Linked DNA regions of Homo sapiens: region 2 is linked to region 1. Evidence: read pairs that join two places in POLR2A ChIA-PET (ENCODE). Cell type or tissue: endothelial cell of umbilical vein. All regions are shown on one strand. Links, peaks and the distances in the headings refer to the core of each region. The heading gives the core; the rest is flanking DNA.

Evidence for each region. Peaks named below come from ENCODE experiments on the same cell type or tissue, not always from the same donor. Only the 100,000 strongest peaks of a DNase experiment are listed, where the experiment ranks them.
Region 2: POLR2A ChIA-PET joins it to region 1 with 7 read pairs; 2 of 35 experiments call an interaction of 5 or more read pairs at or near these places.

The regions. Positions count from the first base shown.
Region 1 is chr11:131,755,847-131,765,128 of GRCh38, reverse strand. All of the region lies in intron 1 of NTM (neurotrimin), which reads right to left. Among named protein-coding and RNA genes, the nearest start is that of NTM-AS1, 97 kb to the right of the region's middle. In endothelial cell of umbilical vein, for the core only: no CTCF peak of the experiment used is centred there; no DNase peak of the experiment used is centred there; H3K27ac peaks cover 218 bases.
Region 2 is chr11:132,156,311-132,165,592 of GRCh38, reverse strand. All of the region lies in intron 3 of NTM (neurotrimin), which reads right to left. Among named protein-coding and RNA genes, the nearest start is that of NTM-IT, 120 kb to the left of the region's middle. In endothelial cell of umbilical vein, for the core only: no CTCF peak of the experiment used is centred there; no DNase peak of the experiment used is centred there.

The DNA of each region.
Region 1 (9,282 bases), core at 1,882-5,881:
GACGGCTCTCATACAGAGCATTCTTTAAGTGGCTTTCAGGATGTGCGCCTGCAGGGAGTACACAGTGTAACTGGAGAAGCGCCGGCTGGGTTCCACTACCAGTGAGCGGCAAGAACTTTGGCATGTCTTCTAAGGTTCCTGGTTCTCAAGCCTCACCTGGATGAAATAATCACAGCTCCCTTATAGGATAGCTGTGATGATTTAATCAGATGATGTGTGTGACTTGTCCAGCACATAGTGATCACTCATTGTGTTAGAGGTTAGCTCTCTTTAACTGTTATGATGTCTCTGGGGCATCTGTGAGAAGGGAGCTCCTGGGAGGGTGAGGACAAGGTGATTTATAGGAAGGAGCAACTTCGAGTCATGTTCTCCCATTAATCTCATCAACTGGTAGCTCCAAAACATAGCTGTCAACAGGCATCAATTATACCCCATGTAATTGCACACATGATTGTATTTAATTCTCACAATAGTCTTGCAATGCAGACATTACTGTATTATATAATTATCCCCTTTTTTGATATCAGAAAATTGTAGTCCACAGAGGTTAGGTAATTTGCTCAAGGTCACCCAGTTAGTGGCAGAGCCAAAATTCAGTCCAGATCTGTTGGAATCCAAACCCCATGCTCTCTCCACCATAACGGCTCATCCAACAGTTCGACAGCTGCTTTCCAAACACATCTCGGGTTCTTGGGATTCTACAACACCTGTGTCTCTCAACACAGGGTATCCTGTCTATGGAAGTCCCCAGGTGACATGAGGAAGAAGGAAATCTGCCCTCTCCAAGCCTGATAAAAAAGGACAAAAGAGACCGGTTCCATCTGGTGTTCTATAAAGCACAGCTTTGCCAGGTAAAGTCTGGAAATGAAGTTGCACCCACTGCTGAGTACCAAATGTTATATAGCTAATTAACCACAGAGATTTGGGAAGAAATCTATTAAAGAGACCAAATACAGTGTGAACAAAAAGCAAGTGGTAATGTTGCCGCTTATTACTGTTATGGCCATTAATATTAATATTAATGCTATTATTTAGTTTTATTATTACTCTGATACATCATTATTATTGCTGTCTCCTAGCATCTTCACCATAAATCTATCACCAAATGTTTTAGAGGTTTAATATTGTTATAGTTATGTAATTAAACAAATAGAAATAATCGTTGCAGAATTGCAGAGTTACATAATTATTGCTCCTCAATGGAAACGATAAATAAAACTTACATGTCTTGATAGCAGTTATATTAACAACAATGAAAACATTGAAGGCTAAAGCTGAAGAATTATGTAATGGTTACATAATTAAATAATAAATTATCCTGGAACTACAGGGACATGCACTATATAAAGCAGCGTACAGAATGGAGGGGAAAAGGAAATCATTAAGCAATGCCAAAAAAAAAAAAAAAAAAAAAAAAAAGAGAGAGAGATGGGCCTGTGGATAAGAAGCAGAGCAGCATGGGCCTGGGAATGAGGATCCCTGGGGTTTGTAGTACCCAGAGCTCTTCAGCTTCCCATTCTAGATTCAGACATGTATAGGGATTTTATCACTCCCGAAACACAAAGTAAGTTGTGTAAGGCTATAAATCACTTGGATAATATAATCCCCTAAACTGAACAGCTTATCATGTGTGGCATACATTTAATCTCTGTGTTTTAAATTATCTCAAAATTTAGCTTTAGTCTTGGCTAAGTGTTATATAACTACTCTTCAACGACCTGCATTGATTCAATGACTAGTGGGTGCACGTGGGGTGGAGTTCTTGCCAGGGTAGAGAATATTACTGTTTTGAAAATTATTCAGACACTCAATCTTGCATCACCACATTTCTTTGGTTGGGTTATCATAATATTAACATATCCAAATATTTGGAAAGACTAAAATATTTGATGTTAAATCAAATATCCAGTTGACTGACTGACTTGCTAATTTTTTATACCAAAGCTTGGCAGTCAGGCTGCCTGGGTTTTATGTAAAGGTGTGTTTATGGAGATCTGGTGTGGGGGCACCATCCCCTACCTGAGGACCATAAAACCAGCCCCTGCTCTAAAGACTGAGTTCAGATTGGGATGCCAAAGTGATGGCAACACACTTCACACCCTGAATCCGCCTGTCTCCCTGGGTGTCAGCAGAACCGAGCCCGTTGTTTGAATGGATGGCATGATGCGACATTCCCGGGCTGCCAGCAGCAGGCAGCATGAATAAGCACATGGCATCGCTCAGCGGTGACAATGGGGAGGCAGAAGGCTCCTGTCCAGAGCCAGCAGGGGACAGAGCCATGGGCTGCCAGCCTCTCTGTGATTCACATTTCAAGGAAGCTCTCAGTTCTCCATCAGGCCTGTTCTAAGAGCAGTCAGGCTGGGCATTATCATAATGGGGTCACCTGGGAGTCTGGGAATAGACAGAGGAGCAGTCTATTGGGGAGAACAAATTGACTCCTGTCTTGTTACTTGGCTCAACTTGACAGGCAAACCTGGTGATTGGAAAAGGACGGCCTCAGGAGAGGCCCACGCCAAGGAAGGGGAAGGGCGACAGGGCCGTCACACCTGCTGGACTTGGGGAGCTGGAGCAGACTGCCCGGCTTCAGGTCCTCCAGCTCGGGTCGTCATTTTCCAGTATTCAGCGCCAACCTGCCCTTGGCCTGCATGCAGCCCACACTGCCCATCTGTCCATGTCCCTATGCTACGGGGATGAAGAACATGTAGAACTCAAACCCTCTGTCGTCATTTTGTCTCCACCCCTGGGTATCCCAACTTTAATCCTGTGATCCTTTTTATCTTGCCCCAGAAGAGGGTGAAAATAGGGTCCTTCTCCAAATAAGCAGAGACAATTCCCACAATCCTGGGACCATAGGAACTTTTCTAAGGGCTCTTTGTACTATTTTTCTATTGAGCCACATGGGAACCTAGGCAAAGAGTGTCCATTTCCTTCAGATACCAAAGAGGGCGCTCCTGAGGCGCTAGGGTGCTGCCGAAAGTGCTGGGGCTTTGATAACAAATGAACCTGGTGTATTAGTCCGCCTGGGCTGCTATAGCAAAACACAATAGCCAACCACAGGTTGGCTTCAACAACAAAAATTCATTTTCTTATAGTTCTGAAGGCTGGAAGTCCAAGATCAAGGTGCCATGCCAGCATGGCTGGGCTCTGATCAGGGATCTCTCCCTGGCTTGCAGACAGCTGCCTTCCCATTGTATCCTCACATAGTGAAGAGAGAGACAGAGAGAGGAGACAGAGAGAGCATGCGCGCTCTTCCTCCTCTGCATTTATTATTTATTTATTTATTTATTTATTTATTTATTTATTTATTTATTTATTTATTGAGACAGAGTTTCGCTCTTATTGCCCAGGCTGGAGTGCAATGGCGCTATCTCTGCTCACCACAACCTCCGCCTGCCAGGTTCAAGCGATTCCCCTGCCCCAGCCACCTGAGTAGCTGGGATTACAGGGATGCGCCACCACGCCTGGCTAATTTTTTTGTGTTTTTAGTAGAGATGGGGTTTCTCTATGTTGGTCAGGAGGATAGTCTCCAACTCCCGACCTCAGGTGATCTGCCCACCTCAGCCGCCCAAAGTGCAGGGATAACAGGCGTGAGCCACCGTGCCCGGCTTTCTCCTCTTATGAGGGCACTAATTCCAATCACGCAGGCCTCACCCTCATCACTATATTTAGCCCTAATTACCTCTCAAAGGCCCCATCTCCAAACACCATTATTCAGATGCTAAAAGTTAGGCCTTCAACATAGGAATTTGGGGAGGGGGATATAAAACATTCCATCTGTAACCCTTGGGTTTTAATTTCAGCTTCTTGTTAGGTGTGGATCCTAAATGACTTCAGCCCTCTGAATTTCAGTTACCGCACCTGTAAAATGTGACTAATAAGCCTACTACACTGAACTGCTGTGAGGAATAGGATGTGTTCACACAGAAAAAGCCGTAACGCATAACAGGTCCTGCAAAGTCGATTCTCCTCCCTGCCTCTTGCCACTTTCACGGCGTCTCTGATTTAGTCTGGCACCAGTTTTCATCAAGAGTTCTGTCCTCCCCGCTTCCCCTGCCCTGCCCACCCCACATGAGAAACATCTTATTTAAGAGTCCCTCCATCCCGGTGGTTTTGGCTGGGTTGCAGCTATTTTCTCAAAAACAACAGCAGCCCTGATAATTCTCTCCCAGGAGCTAGGAAGGCTCCTCCTTTCCCTAGAGCCCCAGAAAGGAAGACGTCACTGTCACAGGGGCTTAGGAGGGACGTGGAGATCATTCTCCAGCATCGTGGGCACAGTCCTCTTCCTACGCTCCAACGTCCCCTGGAACAGGTTTCCTTAGCTCCCTCCGCAGGTTTCTTTAGTCACCCCGGCGACCCTTCCTGAGGCTCCTCCTCGTCTCACTTCAAAGGCCCTTGTGTTGCAGGGCCCAGATCCCATGAGATTCTTCCCGGAGATGGAACCCCGGCCCCTCCCCGGCCCCCACACAGCACTGACTGTCTCAGCAGGGTTATCTCTATTAGCCGCTGCCAACGTCAGTGCGTGGAAACAGTGCAGTGTGAGATGCTTCCCCTGACTAACGTCTTTGTACTGAGCGGGGGAATCAGAACGGAACAGATGTTTTAAGGACTCCATAAATCCGTGAAGATAAAAAACCACCCACCCAGCACTTTTTAACAATGCGCCATGCTGATGAACCAGCATATCGGAAATACCAAAATAAATATAAAATCCCACTGAAGCCTTGGAATAAATCTCAGGGATTTTTTTCTTTTTTCCCTTACAACATACACCAGACATCATTTTTAATACTCAGTGAAGACCCACCACTGGGAACAGAAAGTCTATAAAAACGCTGCTGCTTCCATCCGAAGTGACCCAATGATCAACCGCAATATGCATGAATCACCCTGCATCTGCTTCCGGAAAAACTCATTTCTCTCCCATAGAACCTTCTCCCTCTATCAACACTTCCAGTGTTGTCATGCTTCTTCTCATAACTCCTTGCTGAATTCCAATGAGGTTTTCTAATTAGCCTAATTAATTTTCTGCCCAACTTAATAAGACTGTCTCTGGTTCAGAAATAATTGGACTTCCCAAACACCATTTTCCCTCCCTCGATTTCTCAGTGGTGAGTTGTGATCCAGCCTCCTTTAATAATTCAAAATTAGGTTCTGCTTTTCAGATGATGGGTTCATGTTAGGAAAGTTATTTAGTTTTTTCATTAACACTCTCACATCGTTCTCTCCCTCCTGTGAAGAATACCTTAAAAAGCACTAAAAATAAAATGAAACTTGGATCCCTTCCTGAAGAGATAAATCCATTTGGGATCAAGATTTCAATGGATTCTGGCTTCCTAGATTATCAATTTCAGCAAGGTAAATTAATGACCTGGATAAAGAATATTCTTATAAAGTTTGGTAGCAGCTATGAAAATAAGCCCTAACAAGCCAAGTAATAAAATCATTAAAAAAAAAAAAAATCTTGAGCACTTTCAGGCAACTAGCTTCCCACGGAAGAGCTGGCTTCTCTCTAACCTCTTACAAGTGTGTTTCATGTGGTTGTGAATTTCTTACTCCAGGAAAATAGCATTGTTACAAATATTAGTGTGTTCTCCAAATGAGTTGAAAAAAAAGGAGGAAGAGAGAAGAGGTAAGGAAAGAGAGAGGAAAGAAAAGTTGGTAAGCTTAATGAAAATGTCCATGTCCCAATGCATGTTTGAATAAGCTCTGCAAAGCTGTGTAAATGGCATATTGTCTTTTGTTTGCTCTCAGGTTCCAGAACACCAGGCAATCATATCCTCTGTGGTATTGGTTTTGCAGCCCCAGAAATACTTCTCTTGGAACGATGAACACGGAATTAATTTCTCATTCCCTGAAAGCCTGAAGCAGTTCTTTAGAGGTCTTATAAATATGCCTGTGAACAGTACCAGAGTATGGAGAGCACAGTAAGATGTGTGACTCCAATCCTGCCTATGCACAGGGGTGTGCAGCTGTCAACCTTCTCATAATGGCAGCATGTTCTAAGTGGAATCATAAAGGTGTGAAGGTTTTCAAAGAATTTAATCCAAATAATATCCATAGAAGTGTATGCTTTATTTTCTTTGGATGACTCTAGACCAAACTTCTCAAAGATGAAATGGAGTTATTGAGGGTGGTTCCTTCTCTTAGTAAAAATGGGTGACCCACTCATGTTCAAAGAGTCACGGCTTCTTTGATGAATCATCTAGGCCGGTACAGGCTTTAAGAAAATATGCAGACGGCTGGACACGGTGGGTCATGCCTGTAATCCTCGCAATTTGGGAGGCCGAGGCAGGTGGATTACTTGAGGTCAGGAGTTTGAGACCAGCCTGGCCAACATGGTGAAACCCCTTCTCTACTAAAAATACAAAAGTGAGCTGGGACGGTGGTGTGTGCCTGTAATCCCAGCTACTCGGGAGGCAGAGACAGGAGAATCATTTGAACCTGGGAGGCTGAGGTTGCAGTGAGCCAAGATTGCACCACTGCACTCTAACCTGGGCAACACAGTGAAAGTTTGTCTCAAAAGAAAGAAAAGAAAGAAAGAAAGAAAAAAAGGAAGGAAGGAAGGAAAGAAAGAAGAAAGAAAGAAAGAGAGAAAAGAAAATAGGCAGAAAACTGTAAGTATACCAAACTGGTAAGTTTGGGGACAGTTATTTCCTGCTGAAGAAACAGTCTCTCACTCCCTCTCCTCTCTCATTAAAAGAGCTTTGGGGATGTTGCTTTGAAGACAGTGTTTCATAATGAAAGTGAAGTATGGTTCACTTTTTCAAATGTAAATAACATCCATTTGCCAGAAATGAAATATGGCCATATCACTAGCCCACATCATCAGAGTTTGCTACAATTAGCTAGCGGGGTTGGCGGGGGGGAGGGGGAAGACAGAAGTTGTATTAAAGGATCAAAAAAGAAAATGAAAAGAATGGTATGATTTGTAGCTATATATTTAAATGAAGCTTACTACTGGCCACCGACGAGGATAGAGTGAAACTGACTAAAATAGTCTCTGTTGAACTTAAATCTTGGGCTTCCCTAGTTGTTGCTTAAGTAAGGCTACTTGCTCTCAGCGGAGCCCTGTAGTGTCCGGTGACCATCTGGAGATTCTTCGAAATATGCTCCATTTAGAAACATAGACTATTCAATGGAGTTCTGTTGAAAATTTGAAGTTAGTAGAATAATAGCTAAACATTAAATCTTTTATCTACTTATCCATTTTATCCCTAGAATATACTTTCCATAATGGCATTTTTAAAACGTTCTTTGCATTCTAATGTTGGGGTGGGTTTCTTTCCTCAATTCTGGCACATTTTACTAATCTTCATCCCACTACTTTTACTCTGGTTGTTTCTTTGTATAATAATTAGATGACTTTGAATCCTGCTTTTATATGTATACCTTGGGAATAGCATCCTGTTAAGAAAAAAACAAACATAATAATAATAACCATCTGAGGATTTAACTTCAACTCACATCAGTGTCTCCAGTGGACGATGTCAGGGCTTGATACTTTCCACTTCCCCTGAGCTAATGGAAACCTCTGTTTACTCAGCCCCGTCTCACCTGGCATTGAATATGGACCTAACACGCCTGGAAATGGGTTCTAGAAGGGCAGGAAGAGAATCAGTGCCCAAATCTTCTTTCACTCATGTTTGCCTAGACTGTGCAGCTACATATCAGTCCTATTTAGGGTGACAGGTTAAAACCCCTTGGGAAAACGGTGTGACCTGGTATATCGTTGAAGAGCTAGACAGTTGGAGTCCATGCATGACTCCAGTAGAAGGAATTTGGTAAGAGAATTGGTTACAAAGCCTCCAGAGAAGTGAAAGAGATGATGAGACTACACAGAGATTAGCAATGACAGGACATCTCCATCAGGCCTAAGACTGAAGAACCAAAGAAAGAAGTGATCTTTCTGGTGGCAAGAGCTGCAGCTACCTGGAAGGAGCTGGAGTCACTGCACTGGGCCTATTGGGTGGAAACTGGAATCACAAAGGAGATGTAGCTGTTTCGGAGATGACGCCCCTTTCCTTGAAGGAGATAATGTATGGAATTAGGAGCAGCATCCCAAAGACAGGCTGCCCCTGCTGAAGGCATGGGATGTGGCTCAGGGCTCTGAGGTGGCATTTGAGGCCCTTGCTCTAAGCCACATCATCAGCCAAGTTTTTATGAATCATAAAATTGCTGGATCCCGTTTCTAAACATAGTCCCTGATTCTGCTTCACTGATCTTCCTCGGAGGTCAACTGCATAGCAGACAAAGAAGCGTTTCCTTTTAATAGCTGGGAATTTACTGGCCATAAATTTCACCCAGTACCCTAGGACTATGTGTTATGGTCAGGTAAAGTAAATCAGATGACTAGCCCGTTTTCTCTCTTCATCTTGAACATAATTTCCTCTTTTTCCTGAGATGAGATAATCCCTGATTATAGCAATTTTTTGTGTGTGAGACAGAGGTCTTGCTCTGTCACCACCCAAGTTGGAGTGCAGTGCTGTGATCACAGCTCACCACCGCCTGGATCTCCAGGACTCAAGCCAACCTCCCACCTCAGCCTCCCCAGTAGCTGGGACCACAAGTGCATACCACCAGACTCAGCTAATTTTTTTTTTTTTTTGAGATGGAGTCTCACTCTGTTGCCCAGGCTGGAGTGCAGTGGCGTGATCTCGGCTCACTGCAACCTCCGTCTCCAGAGTTCAAGCAATTGACCTGCCTCAGCCTCCCAGACAAGGTCTTTCTATGTTGCCCAGGCTGGTCTTGAACTCCCGGGCTCAAGTGGTCCTCTTGCCTTGGCCTCCCAAAATGCTGGAATTACAGGTGTGTCACCACGCCCCGCCTGCAATTCTTTAACAAGAGGAGATCCCTTCCAATTTGTCTGGAGTACCTCCACCGCTATTCTTCCTCACTTCTGTGCCTCCTTTCTTTTCCTTAAGAAGCATTAGCAGACAGTAAAAATGACATGACTTCCCCCTTCCTACCACCACTGACATAACACCTGCCCTTCACTAACACCAATGAGAGTGTGGGGTATTGATGGTGATAGCTCAGATGCAACCCAGGAGCCCTTTCAGAATTAGAGCCAATGCTGGCAAGGAGCTTCTCTTGTCTCCTGTCCAGGCCTCACAATTTTAAATTGTTTCCAGAAGTTAGGACAGTGATATCTCCTGGCCAATGCAGAGAAGCAGTGGGAAAGGAGACAGACAGTCCTCCTGATTCAAGGAAGCTAATGCTTCTATTGCCTCTCCTCGAATAAAATTTTGAGTTAGAGGTTATTATGCTTACTTTGCAGACATG
Region 2 (9,282 bases), core at 2,316-6,315, 400 kb before region 1:
TCTACTACCTAAGATTGTTGGGAGATTTAAATGAGATTCTGTAAGTTAAGCCTAGTACCTGTCACATGGAAAGGACCCAATAAATGTTTGCTCTTATTTTACTGTGACCATGTGACACAGGATGCACAGTGGAGGACACAGGCTGTAGGAAGGCAATAAGTTAGGTAAATGGGATAAATGGCTGAAGCAAGGCCATGACAGCAAAGATGGGGAATCGTGAGTGACGGGCATCTATAGGAACAGATGACTGAATGAGGAGTGCTACAGAAAGAAATAAATCAAGGACGATCTCTAGTCCTCTATCTATCTTGAGAATTGGGTTTTACCACTCCAAGACTGCTGATACAGAAGCAAGAGGAATTTGGGGTGGTAAGGGAGGTGGGGCAAGATGATTTGTTTAATTTTGAATACATTGTGCCACTTTTGAGAGGAGATTCCATTAGGTTCCCACAAACATAGCTTTGCCGGTGTTGGATATAAAGATATCACTATCATGGGTGAAAGCACTGCAGGTAAAGCCCCAGGCCTGGGTGGGTCACTGGACAGCATGTAGCCTAAGTGAGAAGAACAGAAGACTATGTGTAGGCCAACAGGGGAGGGGGAGCTGAGAATAAAACAGCCGTCTAGACAGAGTCCAGGGAGGCAAGGGGAAACTCAGGAAGAGTAGCGTTTGCATGAGCTGAGAGACAATGTCCTTAGGGAGTAAGCTCCAATCTCCATGGCATCTTTGTTGGATGGTATTGAAACCAGTGATGGAGACAATCGTGTCTCCTGATGTAAATCATCCCATGGAAAACAGGCCTCGGGAGTTCACAGGGTCAGAGATGTACCCGTGATCAGCATTATGAATGTCTTCACATCTGTCTTAGTGATGAGATTGAGAAGAACTTGTGGAAGAACAGCAAGTGTCCCCATTTGTGACAACAAGTTAGAAGGACAACATGGCAACAGTAGATTTAGATGCTGGTTCTACCTCAGCCAAACCAATGGCCAGACATTCCATCAGCCATCGTCACCGAGGTTCCACAGGTGACGTCAACTTGTGCAGAGTGCATTTACATAGCACACATCATCCTTAATGAGTTCATAGTCAAATAAAGAAATGTATTCTTTAATTGTGTGCTACTTTTGAAAACGCAAAGTTGATGTTACTGACTATTGCCATCTGAGCTCATGAGAATGCCCAGTGAGGCTGATGTCTAATGGATGGTCCTTTCCACACAGCAAAAACAATGACCATATGCTGAGCTAGATTATGGCACTTTTTAATGGTATCATCTCATGTTATCACCTAACAAGAATCCCGCCAGACAGGATTTATTATTTCCTCATTTTACAGATGGAAAACAACAACAACAACAACAACAAACAAAGCCAGAGAACACATAAAACCCAAGATTACACAGCGATTTTTCCAACCCATTTGGTGTCTCAGTCCAAACTCTTACCCACCATATTGTATTTTGTTCCCTCACACACATAAGGAAAGATTTGTCTTTCATCAAGGGGCAAGAGAAAGCGCCCTGGAAGAGAGATGGGAGATCTGGGTTAGTCCTTGCTACTGTGCTTAACCAGCGGCATGACCTTGGATAAGCCAGCTAACCTCTTCAGTTTCATGTTTTCCCATCTGTAAATTAGGACAGTGGTTCTCAACATGGGTAAACAACAGAAACATCCAGGAGTAAAAATAAAAAAAAAAACAAAGACACCATGGGCTTACCCCCAGTAAACTGAGTCAGAATTTCTGAGGAGGACCTCAACGTTGGTATTGCCTAACAATACCCCAAGTATCTCAATGCGCAGCAGAGCTGAGAATCACTGGCTAGGTGGCCTCCAAGGAGGCTTCTGTCTCTACAACAACTTGAGCCCATGCCTGTGCTGGCAATTGGGATACAGTCCTTTGAGTCAGGTTAACCTGATCCTTTGCTCATAAGGGGAAGCTTAGTGTTTGAGGGAGGCTGTGAAGAGTCAGACTTTCTGAATTCAAACTCTGGCTCTGCCACTTACCAATGTGCAACCTTCCTTGGGTTAGTTGGTCTCCTCATTTCTAAAGGAAGGGAAATGACAGCATCTATCGCACAGGGCTGTTTGAACATTAAATGACACAGTGTGCATAATGAGCTTCATCTAGTTCTTGGCTGCCACATAATCAGGTTTCAATAAGCTATACATAAAAATAGCATTATCATTGCATGATGAAACCTGCCTGCTACTGTTTTCCTACAGTTGCCTCTAAAAGTTCGACGACATGAGAAGCTATATTTACAATCTTCCATGACTAGACTAGCTAGGGGCACCCGAGTCATTGTGCCCTAGGAAAGGACCCCAGCCTGGAGCAGAAGAGGCCTCTGGGCCTAGAGGAGCCAGAGGAGATCCTCGGGACTCAACCCACAATTCAGTCCTGTTGCTGCTGCACTGTTCCAGGAAATCCCTTTTTCCTGAGATGCTTGCCCGTGGCTGGGCCAGAACAAATGGCAGGCAGGGCCTCTCTGCAGACGCTCCTTCCACTGGGCTCCAGGTGGCTGGTGGAGTGGCCATCACACTTCTAGTAATTGGAACTTTCACAACCGATCCTTCTCTTGGGGTGGACCAGGGGAGAGTTAGGTAAATCATCAGCCCCTTTGAGTAGCTGCTCTTCCCTTTTCCCTCTGTGGTCTTCACATTCACTTGGGCTAAGTGTTACATGTCCATCACGCCTATCACTCATAGACAGATAGAAACCTCCTCCCCCACCAAGCACTCACACATGCTCCACAAACACACACACAAGATCACATACACACTCCCTATACAAACACACACACACACACAGGTCCCACAAACACACACATGTCCCACACAAACACATACACACACTCACACATGCTCCACAAACACACACACACAAGATCACATACACATTCCCTACACAAACACACACACACTCACACAAGCCCCACAAACACACACATGCCCCACACACATACACACACTCACACATGTCCCCCACACATGCCCCACAAACACACACACACACACGATCACATCCACACTCCTCACGCACAGAAGCACTCACATCCACACTCCCCCCACAAACACACACACTCACACATCCACACTCCCCCCATCCACACTTCCCACACAAACATACACAAGCACTCACACACATGCTCTACACAAAAACATACATTAACACATGTCCCACAAATACACACATGACCCACAAACACATACACACACTCACGCAGTCCCCCCCACATGCCCCACAAACACACACACAATCACATCAACACTCCACCCACATACACGCTCTTCACACATACACAAGCACTTACATACACACTCCCTACACAAACATAAACACACTCACATACACACTCCCCATAAACACACAAACACATACACATCTTCCCCCACATACACACTCCCCCCAAAACACAAATACCCTACTATACCCAAGCACATTACAGAAGGGACAAAGTATGCACACTTACACACTCCTCTCACAAACACACACTCCCAGACCCACGCACTTTACATTAGGACGTAACATGTTTGGATCTCAAGAAAGACACCTGAAACCTAGTGTCTTCCTTCCCTGCACTGCGCACGGAGAGAATTTCAACCGGGGTTGGATGTGGGTTCCCTAAGGGAAATGATCTATTACGAGTGAAACTGCAGCTCAATTTCAAGATGTGCTTATTAAGTGAAATGAAAAATAAATAATTAAAAAGGTGCATCTGATTATCTTATCCTCTCTACAACGGCCATGTGGGCTCTGAGTGTTGGAGGCGAAACCCATGGGGACCTTCCGTGGAGAAGCAGCCCAGCAGGAAGGGTCCGGGGATGGCGCAGCTGCGGGAGGAGGGAATCGCAGTCTGGGTGCACAGGGCTGCGCACGGGGAAGAAAGCGGACACTGGGTGAAACAGAGGGATGGCAACTGGCAAGGGGGCGCCAGGGGAAGAGGAGAGGAAGCAAAGAAAGTTGGGGGGAGGAAGACTGTGGGAAATGTGAAATTGGAGGACGCATGAGCCCGGGTGCACAGTGCCCGGAATCGAAGGTCAACATGAAAAACGGGGTTGGCGATGCGTGAGAGAACGGGAGTATCAGATAGAGCGTGCCTAAGAGAGTGAAATAGGACACCATGAAAAAGAACAGGAAAAAAAGGATGAAAAACGGTGACAGGCAGAAGATGACAAAAAGAACATTTTGTGGGGAAAAAAAAAAAAAAAAAAAAAAAAAGCTGCTCGAAAGACCAAATGAGAAACAGCCTCCAAGAGCTAGGTGGAAAATAGCAAAGAAGAGAACTGTCTATGGAAAGGAAGAAGGGTGTCCATCTGCTGATTCTGCCGATCTTCTAAACAGGGTGCTGCACTCACTCCAGTGGGGGAGAATCCATGGACAAATGAAGCCTCACTGGAGGAGCACAAATAGTATGAAACCAGGAGCTCAACTCCTCCTCACCTCCGCTGAGGAGCCCTGGCCAGGCAAGAAGGAAGGGGGGATCCCACAAAGCTGTGAACCATGGAGGTCCTTTGGTCTCTGCATTGCTCCCAGATACCCTCTTGTCAAAACTGAAACCAAGTGAGGAATTCTCCTGAATTGGGTCTGCTCTCCCCTAACTTGGCTCCTTCTGCCCTTAAGAAATATCCCGAAGTCACCGGCAGGGCTTTCCAGGCCCTGGGCCATCTGCCGTGGCTCCCCTCTCGGGTCTCTCCTCTCACCCTCCTCCTTCTCTCACTGCCTGCGGGGGATGCTTTTTCCTTCTCTACAGGGACCCTGCCCTCAGCGGTGCCCCATCCTGCACTTGTCATTTTTTGTCCAGAAGGTTTCACCTTCCTGATGCTACCCAGCTAATCCTCCTCAGCTCTCAGCTGGGCAAAACTTCATGTCCAAAGTCCCTGGGCTTCTTCAGGGGCCTCCCCTGGCTGCTGGCATAGCCCCTGGTATTCAGCCCAGCTCTCTCCCTATGTTAAAAGGAGTTACTGACTTCTCCAGTCACCCGCCCACATATTATTTCTTTGGGGGTAACTAGGGCATTCGTGCTCTACCGTGAGTGTAGCGTGATGCCTGGCTCATAGTAGATGTTCATGGAATATTTGATGGGTGAAGGAAGGAAGAAAAGATGATTGCTATATATGCATCTTTCTTCAACCAGGTCCTGGGCTGAAAGATGAGGCAGGCATTTCATGTGTTGGTAGGAGAGGGGTGAAGGGCCTGCTTCAGCTCCCCTTCCCCACCAGACCGTGAGCTTCATGCAGTGCTGTGGCCAAGGCTGACCCTTGAGGGCACTTCCTGGTGCATTAGCTGTCACCTGTGCTACCAGACCGACTCAATCACAGGAAGCTTTTTTGCACGAAAAATTCATTTGCCATATGAATGCCAGAAAAAGGTAAAAAGAATTTCTTGACTATTCTACTGCCAGTCCCAAATGGGCAGCATGCTGCCCTGTCCAAAGAGGGCAAAGGAATGGCTGCCATGCCTCAGTGAGTATCAGTGAGGGAACAAAGCCAGGTAACTCTTTAGAAAAACAAGGTGGGAGAAGGTGGAAGAAGCCTGCACTGACCCACTTAGGGGAGCAGCTCTTTTTCATGTCTGTTTCCCATTTTTCATTTGAACAACAGTGCAGCAACAAGCTCAGGGAGATGAAAGCCACACCGTAATTAGAAACCCAGAACAGGCCTGCTCACCTATTTGACACAGTTCCTACTAATCAGCATGAACCTCATTTAGGATTTGATGTAAGAAATGTTCCCAATTTGACCTTCAGCTGCCTCGGGCCTTAGCTCGCTGGGCTCCAGCCTGTGATTCCCAGTTCTACCCCCACACCCACGCCTGCACCTAGGCTCTTCAGGTTCGGTGGGTCTGTGGAGTGGTCTCCACTCTTCTTTTTTTTCTGGGAAGTTCCTCCAGAGATTCCAAGGCAGGCAGCAGGAATGAGTGGTCAGACAAACATTCTGTGATAACTCCGGTTTTGGTATCCTCTGAACCTGTTCTCCTTTCTGCTTTCAAATAGCTTCTCCTATTTAAAAAGCTCTCCTGGTTCTTTATCCTGTCTTATCCTATCTTATTTCAAGCTTTACCCTTTGTTCACACAAACTGCATCTCCTGTTGGTGACATGATTTCAGGTCCATAATCCAAAGGCGATATTCCCAGAATTCCAAACAGAAACAAAGTCTGGCACATTTTTTCCCTTATTTGTAAATATATAAACTTGAAACTTTTACAAAGGTGTCAACTTTAAATTCCATTGACTTACTCCCTTAGCAACCACACATGGAGAATAAACGCGTCTCTTAGGAATAGGATCATCCAGGAAAACTGGAACCATGTGGCCACGGGACCCCTTCCACTCTTCCTGTATATGTGCCCTCTGGCCATGGATCGGCTGCTCTAAAGCCCTGTTTGTCCAGCCCCTCAAGGAGAGAGGGGGGTCTCCTGGTCAGGAACACAGGATAATACAATCTCAGCCTTGTTTTCATTCTCTCTCAGTCTCCCTGCTGCAAAACTCCCCTCCAATCCACCCTTCATTCTGATGCCAGAGATCTTTCTGAAATACAACTAATTTAATTTCCCTGTTCAACCCTTCCTATAATTCCCCATCCCCTCCACAGTGAAACCCACACCCTGGGGGTGGCAGAGATCTGGCCCTCTCCTGCTATCCAGGCTGTGGTGCGCCTCTATCATTCCTGTTTTCTTTCCAGGCAGTGACCTGGAGTGACTCATCTTTGGTCTCTCAGAGTCCTTCCTGCTGTGTGATTTGTTCCTTCAATCTGGTTCAATTCTTTACCTTGCTAAGAAAATGCACACTGCAAAACTCAGCTGAATGTCACCTGGTCTGAGACTAGAGGGACCAAAACATTTTGATAGAAGTAACAGAGAAGTTCATGCTCTCACGCCTGACCAAAGAGAGAGCAAACACTGAGAAAATATGATCAAGTCCACTTAACGGTAGGCCTTTGTTTTCATTCATTCATTTATTTGACAAATGCTTACAGAGTGCCTACTATGCACCAGACCCTGTTCTAGGCACTTGGGAAACAACAATGAACATGCCAGATCAAGCCCCACCATCATGGCACACATGTTCTAGAGGGGTTGAAACAGGCTACCACTCTCCAACACGGAAATATCCATTATGCCAATAGGTGAGTTACTTTATAAAGAACAAACAAGGCAAGAAAGGTGCTAGGGTGTGATGATGTGGGGTTGGAAGCTCTATTTTATGCAGGTGGTGAAGAAGGCCTCTGCCTTAAGGTGACCTTGAACAGAGATCTAAGAAGAGAGCCCCAAGGACACCTGGCATGGGCACCAGCAGAGGGAGCTTTAAGGCCTGGAAGCCAGGAGGCCACCTTGGTGTATCACAGGCATATCAGGAAGTAGTGGAGACAGGGTAAGGAAAAGGGAGTGTGTGTGGAGGTGAAGCCAGGGAGACACTGGTGGCCGGACCAAGGAAGACCTTTTAGGCCACAGTAGGGATGTTAAAGACCTTAGGTGAGCCAGGAAGCGACTAAATCAGGAACAACGAAGCCTGCACAGAAATGCTTTCGCTGAGCATGGAGAACAGACGATAGGGAATAAGAACAAAAAAAGCAGGCCAGTTAGGTAGAAAGCTGTGGAACACTCCAGACAAAGGTAACAGCAGCTTGGGAGAGGGCAGAAGAGGCAGGACTGGATAAACCTCCGAATTCAGAAAATCTAGCAGGACGTGCTCAGGATTGAGGAAGAGGACGGGAAAAGGAAAACAGTGAAGACGGACTGCAGCTTTCACATGAGCCACTAGAAGAATGCAATTGCCATTTACCAGATGGCAAGACTCCAGGAGGAGCAGGTTTAGGGTTGGAGTCAGAGGATGGTCAGGAAAGAAGGCTAGAATTCAAGAGATCTATGTTTTACATTTTCAGTTTGAGATGCCTATGAGACACATAGTGGAGAAAAAACACAAATACGAGGTCCCTCTCCCAGTTAACAAGAGAATGTTTAGCGATTTTAATCTTCAACTCTGGTCCCACATTCACAAACCAAATCTCACAGCTTAATGCTAGGCGACATCAATGGTTTCCTCTCATTAAAACCATATTTGGCAGAGGTGTCTTTCCCTCCCTGCTTCCATACCCTAGGGCCCCTGGGACAGAAATTTTCAACATCAAAAAGTATCATCTTAGTTTTGAAATGTGGATGACTCCATCTGCTCCTGTAGATACCCCAAGGACAAAAAGCTGATGCCTCATTGCATTTACATGACAAGGGTGCATCTCCAAAGAGATTTTTTTTAAAAAGAAATAATGAAAAAGATGAGTGTTACTTCATCTCTCACAGTGACAAAGACTAAATTTGGGGCAGATTTCAAATATCAATTTTTGTTTTTCCTATTTCCATCCATTAAGGATTCAAAACATTGAAGGTCAGTGTATTTGTTTCCTTTTTCTATAACACATTTCCATATATTTAGTGGCTTAACAAACAAGAGAAATTGATTCTTTGATGATTCTGGAGGTGAGACGTCCAAAAATGACTCTCACTAGGCTGAAATCAGGGTATCAGGAAGGCTGTGATTCCTCCAGAGGCTCTCAAAAGATATCTGGTCTTTGGTGCTCCCAGCTTCCGCTGGCTATGGGCATTCTTTGGCTTGTGGCCACATCACTGTAACCCTGAGGGTCAGCATCTTCATATCCCTCTGCTCCCGTCTTTACACTGCCTTCTCCTCTGTGTGTGTTCCTATCAAATCTTCCTCTGCCTCCCTTTTGTAAAGATTTATGTGATTGCATTTAGGGCCCAGGACAATTTCCCTATCTCAAATCTTTAAACTAATCTCATCTGTAAAGACTCTACCATGCAAAGTATATTTTTGGGTTCCAGGGATTAGAATCTGATCTTTGTTTGGACATTATTCAGCCTACTACAACTAGTAATGAAAAAAAAATGAATCATTTTGTTTAATAATTATAATACAATAAAAAAGAAACTTTACAGATAGATTATCCAACAAATAGTCCCTGAGCTCTATTAAATTCCAGGCACTGGGGATAGAATGCACAAGCATACGGGCCCCCTGACCTCAGAAAAAATGACATAATCAACCAATCACACAGACAAATGCCACATTTTAACTGTGGCAAAAAGCAGGAAGAAGGGCAAGGCTCTAGCTCCTGGCAGAGGTGGGAGTGGCAGTGGTTAGCAGGTCTGGGAAAGTTCTCTATGGAAATGGCATTTGAGTCAAAGTCTGAAGGATAAATAGGACCGACTGGGTGAAAAGCAAAAGAGAATTCCAGGAAGAGGGAAGGGAACGTTCAAAGGGCCT